Regions from separate parts of the Homo sapiens genome. Here region 1 is linked to region 2. Evidence: read pairs that join two places in POLR2A ChIA-PET (ENCODE). Cell type or tissue: GM12878. All regions are shown on one strand. Region 1 overlaps NAA40 (N-alpha-acetyltransferase 40, NatD catalytic subunit). Region 2 overlaps ATL3 (atlastin GTPase 3).

Region 1 (4,000 bases), 290 kb after region 2:
CCCCCCACCACGCCCGGCTAATTTTTTGTATTTTTATTAAAGATGGGGTTTCACTATGTTGGCCAGGCTAGTCTCGAACTCCTGACCTCATGATCCGCCCGCCTCGGCCTCCCAAAGTGCTGGGATTACAGGCGTGAGCCACTGTGCCCGGCCTCATAGTGTTTTCATATTCCGTATTCCCATTGACTTCCAGAAATGTGGAATAGCTCCAAAACAGGCATTGCCAGCCAAGTCTGGGCTCCTCTGGTGCCTTGAATTTTGTGTGGTTCCTGTGGTTGTGATCTTACTTTCATGTACTTTAATGGAGAATTCGTACCTGCAGGTGGGCTTTGGACATTTTATAGTTAAGATAGGTGCAGTGCTGTGTTTGGGCAGCTGTGATGGCTAAGTGGGTGATAAAGAAAGGAAGATGCTTCAGGGGCAGGGAGTTCTGAATTCATAAGGCTGAGTGTGGTGTGCCAGTCAGTAGAGGTGATGGGATTCCAGTGCGTACATCCTCTGGGGGTTGTGTCAAAGGTCACTGAAAGGTATTGATACGGGAGCTCTTTAAAGGCTTAGAGTTTGCTGACTCTAGTCCTTTCAGAATGTAGTGCTCTCTAGGGAATGTGATTTCACAGATCAGTCAAGGAGTTTAACTGTTTTTTACTTAAATTTCATTTAGAAACAGATACCTTAACACTTAGGCATTTGTGGGTTTAGAAAAACAGTGTTGGGCTGAAGCCTGCTTCACCCGGTTTTTTTTTGTTTGTTTGGAGACAGAGTTTCGCTCTCACTGCCCAGGCTGTAGTGCAATGGCACGATCTTGGCTCACTGCAACCTCCGCCTCCCAGGTTCAAGCGATTCTCCTGCCTCAGCCTCCCGAGTAGCTGGGATTACAGGCACCCACCACCATGCCCAGCTAATTTTTTTGTAGTTTTAGTACAGACGGGATTTCACCATGTTGGTCAGGCTAGTCTCGAACTCCTGACCTCAGGTGATCCATATGCCTTGGCATCCCAAAGTGCTGGGATTACAGGTGTGAGCCACCATTCCTGCCTCAATCTGTTTGATCAGCTGAGAGTATCCCCCCTGCTCAGATGAGGCAGGCAGGACTCCTGGGGCGGGGTGGGGCGTGTTGAGCCGTAGTCTTCTCGAAGGACCTAGGGTCACCCAGTGGTTTTGAAGGCGCAATTGGTAGATAAGAGGAATGGGGTCCCATGGGAGCCTAGTGAGGAGTCAGCTCAGAAATTACAGCAACAGGAAAAATGCCTAAGGGCAGGAACTAAATAACAGAAGACATGAGTGTTTATAACAAAGTACAGAAGAGACAGAAAAGGTAGAAAAAGAATAAAGAGAGAGCAGAGAGGGACAAGAAGTTTACAAAGTGCCGAGGCGGATTAGGACAGCTTGGGGAGGCAGGAAACGGGCCTTGTGGTTGGGGGGTGGGCCGTGTGGCCACAGTTGTTAATCTCAGCCTGAAAGACTTTGTTCCTGCACCTTCTCTAGTCATGCTGGGGCAGATACAGGGTTGGCTTTTCTCTGTGCAGTAACTGAGACTGGGCCTTCCTCCCTGTGATTCTGAGGGAGGAACAGCAGTGCCCTGGCAGGAGTGCTGTAACCAATTCCGTACACGTCCTGTCCTCTTCTCAGGTTGAATGTCTCCATTGAATGTAAGCGAGTGTCTGGACTGGAGCCAGCCACCGTGGATTGGGCCTTCGACCTGACCAAAACGAATATGCAAACCATGTAAGCTTGTCCCAACCAGGGGAGCCTAGTTCCTCTCGCAGCTTTCCCGTCTGACTGCTCCCAAATTCCCCAGGTATGAGCAGAGCGAGTGGGGCTGGAAGGACCGAGAGAAACGGGAGGAAATGACAGATGACCGAGCCTGGTACCTCATCGCGTGGGAAAACAGCTCCGTCCCTGTTGCCTTTTCTCACTTCCGGTTTGACGTGGAGTGTGGGGATGAAGTCCTGTACTGGTAGGAGCCATGGCTTGGGGGAGGTAGGGGAGAGAGACCCTGGCGATGTTCCAGGCACTCCAGCCAGGTGACAAAGCCCCTGGACCTACCTAGGTCTATGAGCTGCCAAGGACTGCAAGCTCCTCTGCCAGACCTTACAGCCTCTTCATGTCCCATCCTGCACGCTCACCTCTCTGCTTTCTTCACCTAGCTATGAAGTGCAGTTGGAAAGCAAGGTGCGGCGGAAAGGCCTGGGGAAGTTCCTCATACAGATCCTGCAGCTCATGGCCAACAGGTAAGGCCTCCCTTCTTAGGAGGCCCATATAGCACTCAGTTGGAAGGAGCTGTCACTGAGGCACTTGCCATTCTTTGAGCCTTGTTGGAGGAGGAGGCTCATAGGCATGTTTTGGGAGAAAGGTGTCTTAGAACCCTCTCAGTAAGATGCTCCCTGCCTTATTATGACTCCAGATTTTGTTTGTTTAGCTCAGTGCAGTGAACATCTTTTTTTTTTTTTTTTTTTTGAGACAGAGTTTCACTCTTGTTGCCCGGGCTGGAGTGCAATGGTGCCATCTTGGCTCACTGCAGCCTCCACGTACCGGGTTTAAGCAATTCTTCTGCTCAGCCTCCCAAGTGGCTGGGATTACAGGCGCGCACTGCCATGCCTGGCTAATTTTTGTATTTTTAGTAGAGACGGGGTTTCTCCATGTTAAGGCTGGTCTCGAACTCCTGACCTCAGGTGATCTACCTACCTCAGCCTCCCAAAGTGCTGGGATTACAGGCATGAGCCACCACACCTGGCCAGTGAGCATCTTTTGAGTTTCTAATCTCTGCCACCTTCTGTACCGAAGTAATGGTGCTACAGAGAGGAAGTGGGAAACATCCTTGCTCTGGAAGAAGCCAGTCTGGTCAGGGCCGATGCCTGTGCAGTCTGATCAGCCTGTGATGGGGGAAGCAGTGAGTGCTGTGTGGGGGTCCAAGACCTCCAGAGGCTAGAGGCCAAATTCAGGAACACTCGTGTGGGTGAAAGGGAGGTAACAGACAAAGGCAGAAAGGAAAGGAAGCATGACCTTAGTCTCTGTGTCTTTTCTTTTTTGAGACAGGGTCTCACCCTGTCACCCAGGCTGGAGTGCAGTGGTGTGATCGTATCTCACTGCAGCCTCTACCTCCCAGGCTCAAGTGATCCTCTAGCCTCAGCCTCTGGAGTAGCTGGGACTAAAGGCACATGCCACTATACTGGGCTGATTTTTTTAAATTTTTAAATGTTTTGTAGAAATGGGGTCCCACTATGTTTTCCAGGCTGGTCTCTAACTCCTGGGCTCAAATGATCCTCCCACCTTTGCCCCTCAAAGTGCTGGGATTACAGGTGCATGCCACCATGCCTGGCCATGTTTCTCTTTCTAAAAGGCGTTTGCTCTGCTTTCTTCCAGCACACAGATGAAGAAGGTTATGTTAACAGTATTTAAACACAATCATGGTGCCTACCAGTTCTTCAGAGAAGCGTTGCAGTAAGGAGCTGGGTGTGGGCCCTTCTGGGTGGTAGGTGGGCCTGCCCAGGGCCATTTTTCTGGTCCTGGCCCTCACTCATTCTGATGCCTGAGCTCATGGTCCAGTGGTCCATGGGGGTTCAGGTTCAGGGAGATGGTATGGCAGTGCTCTCTGATTTGGTCCACTGTCCACCTCCTGCACCCTCATCCTAAGGGTCTCATCAGTGTGGCTGGTAGAAGAGTTCTCGGGCCAGGGAGGAAGGCACTCAGCTGCCTGCCACCAACCCTTTTCTCCTGCCTGCCTTGCAGATTTGAAATTGATGACTCTTCCCCCAGCATGTCCGGTTGCTGTGGGGAGGATTGCTCCTATGAGATCCTGAGCCGGAGGACCAAGTTTGGGGACAGCCATCACTCCCACGCGGGTGGGCACTGTGGTGGCTGCTGCCACTGAACTCTCAGAGCCACTTTCAAGTCACAATGCTCTCTCCTAAGGCCTTTCCTCTTTCCTGGTCTCACTGTTCACCGGGTGTCCTCAGAGCTGTGGCCTCCCCAGCCCTGCACGTGCCAGGCTGCGCCCTGA
Region 2 (4,000 bases):
TAGCATAAAATCCAGAATGAAGGACTTGCCCTTTCGGAAGGCACCAGCCACTGAAACCACCACCACATCAAGATCTCGGATGTGGTCCTGCAAGAGGATGCTGGCCAAGGCTTTCTCATCTAGCTCAAAGGAATGTTGATCTTTCTGAACCAAAACAACCTGCACTGGACCAGGCTTGCTGCTCTCCATGGCATCATCTATGTTCATGCAGAGAAAAAAAATCAGTGTCAAATATTTAAAATATGTTTTTGAATATAGGGAAAACAAAAACTTCTTAAACAGGGGACAGGGCCAGGCTCAATGGCTCATGCCTATAATCACAGCACTTTGGGAAACCAAAGCAGAAAGATTACTTGAGGCCAGGAGTTTCAGACTAGCCTGGGAAACGGTGAAACCCAGCGCTATGAAATTTAAAAAATTAGCCATATGTAGTGGTGTATACCTGTAGTCCTAGCTACTTGGGAGGCTGAGGCAGGAAGACTGCTTGAGCCCAGGGGTTTGAGGTTACAGTGAGCTATGACCACACCACTGTACTCCAACCTGGGTGACAAAACTAAACAAAACAAAAAACGGACACAAAAATACTAACCATAAAAGGGCAGGGCACAGTGGTTCGCCCCTGTAATCCCAGCACTTTGGGAAGCCGAGGTGGGTGGATCACTTGAGGTCAGGAGTTCAAGACCAGCCTGGCCAACATGACGAAACCCCATCTCTACCAACAAATACAAAAATTAGCTGGGTGTGGTGGCACGCACCTGTAAGTCCTAGCTACTCGGGAGGCTGAGGCACGAGAATAACTTGAAACTGGGAGGCAGAGGTTGCAGTGAGCCGAGATCATGCCATTGCACTCCCACCTGGGTGACAGATAAGACCCTGTCTCAAGTTAATGGGTGCAGCACACCAGCATGGAACATGTATACATATGTAACTAACCTGCACATTGTGCACATGTACCCTAAAACTTAAAGTATAATAATAATAAAAAATAAATAAAATAAAATGTTGTTAAAAAAAAAAAGACCCTGTCTCAAAGAAAAAAAGTACTATCCATAAAAGAAAATAAAATGACAACACAGACTTCATTAAAATTAAAAACTTTGTTCACTTAAAGACTTCAATAAGTAAAAATGCAAGCCATGGGCTAGGGAAGAGTATTCACAATATCTGTTTCCAAAGGACCCACATCCAGCATCAACATAGCAATCCATAAGAAAAAAATAACAGGCACTTTGTAAGAAAAAGATATACAAATCCTATTAAAAGGTACTTCCATATCATTACTTAACAGGGAAATCTAAATTAAAACCACAATAAGATACCACTACCTGCCCATCAGAATGGCTAAAATTTAAAGACTGACAATATCAACTGTGGGACAGGGTATGAAGCAACCGCAATTCTCACACATTCTGATAGGAGCACAAAATACTAAAGCCACTTCAAAAAACTGTTTGGCTGTATCTACAAAAATTAAATATATCTGTGATCCAGCAATTCTACTCCTAGGTATACACCTAAGAGAAATGAATGCCTATGTCCACCAAAAAACATATATACAAGAATGTTGAGCTGGGCATGGTGGCTCGCACATATAGTCCCAGCTACTTGGAGAGCTGAGGCAGGAGGATTACTTGGGCCCAGGAGTTCAAGACCAACCTGGACAATATTGCAAGACTCTATCTCAAAAACAGAAAGTTCATTATCAGCTTTACTCAAAACAGTCCAAAAGTGGAAATAAAACAATGTCTATCAATAATAGTGTTTGCCACTGCTAAGCTTTATTTAGATATATATATACACATATATATATATTATTTAATCCTCAGAACAACTCTTTGATGTAAATAATACTGCTCCATTTTAAGAAGAAGGAAATGGCCAGGCTCAGTGGCTCACATTTACAATCTCAGCACTTTGGGAGGCCAAGGCAAGCTGATCACTTGAGGTCAGGAGTTCAAAACCAGCCTGGCCAACATGGTAAAGCCCCGTCTCTATAAAAATACAGAAAAAAAAAAAAATTAGCCATGCGTGGTGTCGCACGCCTGTGGTCCCAGCTACTGAAGAGGCTGAGGGAGAAGAATTGCTTGAACCGGGAGGCAGAAGCTGCAGTGAGCCGTGATCGCGCCACTGCACTCCAGCCTGGGTGGCAGAGTGAGACTTGGTCTCAAAAAAAAAAAAAAAGAAGGAAATGAAGGCTTATGAAGGTTCAGCATATTGCCCAACAGGTCCTAGATATAAGCTCAAAAAGATCTTTAGGTGGTTGTATTTTGCATATCACTAGTAATAACTCAAAAAGTTTTAGAAGCTATTAATTCTATAGTTCAAAATTAAGCACTAACTATATTATACTTTCCTTACCAGAGTTTCCCTACCAAAGCACAAAGATAACTAATTAATTTGAAATTCAGGCCAGGCACAGCATCCACGCCTGTAATCCTAGCACTTAGAGAAGCTGAGATGGCAGGATTGCTTGAGGCCAGGAGTTCAAGACCAACTTGGCCAATATAGCGAGAGACTGTCTTAAAGAGAAGAGAAGAGAAGAGAAGGCAAGGGGCCGGGCGTGCTGGCTCACCTGCGCAATCCCAGCACTTTGGGAGGCCGAGGCGGGCAGATCACCTGAGGTTGTGAGTTCCAGACCAGCCTGACCAACATGGAGAAACCCCATCTCTACTAAAAATACAAAATTAGCCCGGTGTGGTGGCACGTGCTTGTAATCCCAGCTACTTAGGAGGCTGAGGCAGGAGAATCGCTTGAACCCAGTAGGTGGAGGTTGTGGTGAGCTGAGATTGCACCACTGCACTCCAGCCTGGGCAAAAGAGTGACACTCCGTCTCAAAAAAAAAAAGTGAAAAGAAAGCAAGAAGGAAATTCATTCAGGCTAGACATGGTGGCTCACACCTGTAATCCCAGCACTTTGGGGGCCAAGGCAGGCGTGTCACCTGAGGTCAGGAGTTCGAGACCACCCTGGTCCAACATGGTGAAACTCCATCTCTACTAAAAATACAAAAATTAGCCGGGCGTGGTGGTGGGTGCCTGTAATCCCAGCTACTCCAGAGGCTGAGGCAGGAGAATTACTTGAACCTGCACGGTGGAGGCTGCAGTGAGCCAAGACCGTGCCACTGCACTCCAGCCTAGATTTCAGAGCAAGACTCTATCTCAAAAAAAAAAAAAAAAAGAAAGAAAGAAAGAAATTCAGAGCCACTTAGTAGCTGTGGACTTATGGGAAGTTCACAAAAAACTACCAGTGGGGCGTAAGGAATGAATAAAGAACTATTTCCCTAAGAGTATGTGTCACTGGTATTAAAGATGTTTTTAGGTAGTTAAAAGGACATAGTAATTTTAATAATTATGCATGTTAATGTATACTTTAAAACAACAAATCTGTATTTTGATAAATTATTCTTTAGAAGGATGCTAAGTTTAAGAAGTCTGTTTATTTATTTAAGACAAGGTCTGGCTCTATAACTCAGGCTGGAGTGCAATGGCACAATCTTGCCTCACTGCAACCTCTGCCTCTCCGGCCCAAGTCATCCTCCCACCTCAGCCTCCCAAGTAGCTGGGACTACAGGCATTCATCACCACACCCAGCTAATTTTTGTATTTTTGGAGAGACAGTGTTTCACCATGTTGCCCAGGCCCGTCTTGAACTCCTGAGCTCAAATGATCCACTCGTCTCAACCTCCCAAAGTGTTGGGATTACAGCGACACCGTACCCAGCCAAGAAGTCAATTTAAAGTCGACTTAAGGAGACATATTAAGTAAAGCTTAGTACTGACAGGCAGACATGGCCAAAATCACAGCGACACAGTACCCAGCCAAGAAGTCCATTTAAAGTAGACTTAAGGAGACATAGTAAGTAAAGCTTAGTACTGACAGGCAGACATGGCCAAAATCACAAAGATGGTTCCAAAATGACTTTGTCTAACCAGCACTGAAGGCTACACGATCATGGCAGGCAAAGCAGACAAAACAGTTTGACTGCAAGACTCTCTCCCCTTCAA

What was found. ChIA-PET counts read pairs that join two places held together with the same protein. Peaks named below come from ENCODE experiments on the same cell type or tissue, not always from the same donor. Only the 100,000 strongest peaks of a DNase experiment are listed, where the experiment ranks them.
Region 1: POLR2A ChIA-PET joins it to region 2 with 7 read pairs; 3 of 35 experiments call an interaction of 5 or more read pairs at or near these places.

What each region holds. Positions count from the first base shown.
Region 1 is chr11:63,950,609-63,954,608 of GRCh38, forward strand. It overlaps NAA40 (N-alpha-acetyltransferase 40, NatD catalytic subunit), which reads left to right. Exons shown (of 8, transcript NM_024771.4): 4 at 1,630-1,725; 5 at 1,799-1,957; 6 at 2,148-2,231; 7 at 3,364-3,441; 8 at 3,730-4,000. The coding sequence ends at 3,871. Among named protein-coding and RNA genes, the nearest start is that of NAA40, 14 kb to the left of the region's middle. In GM12878, no CTCF peak of the experiment used is centred here; a DNase peak (open chromatin) is centred at 1,553; H3K4me3 peaks cover 1,181 bases; H3K27ac peaks cover 2,282 bases.
Region 2 is chr11:63,659,056-63,663,055 of GRCh38, forward strand. It overlaps ATL3 (atlastin GTPase 3), which reads right to left. Exons shown (of 13, transcript NM_015459.5): 2 at 1-197. Among named protein-coding and RNA genes, the nearest start is that of ATL3, 10 kb to the right of the region's middle. In GM12878, no CTCF peak of the experiment used is centred here; no DNase peak of the experiment used is centred here; H3K27ac peaks cover 337 bases.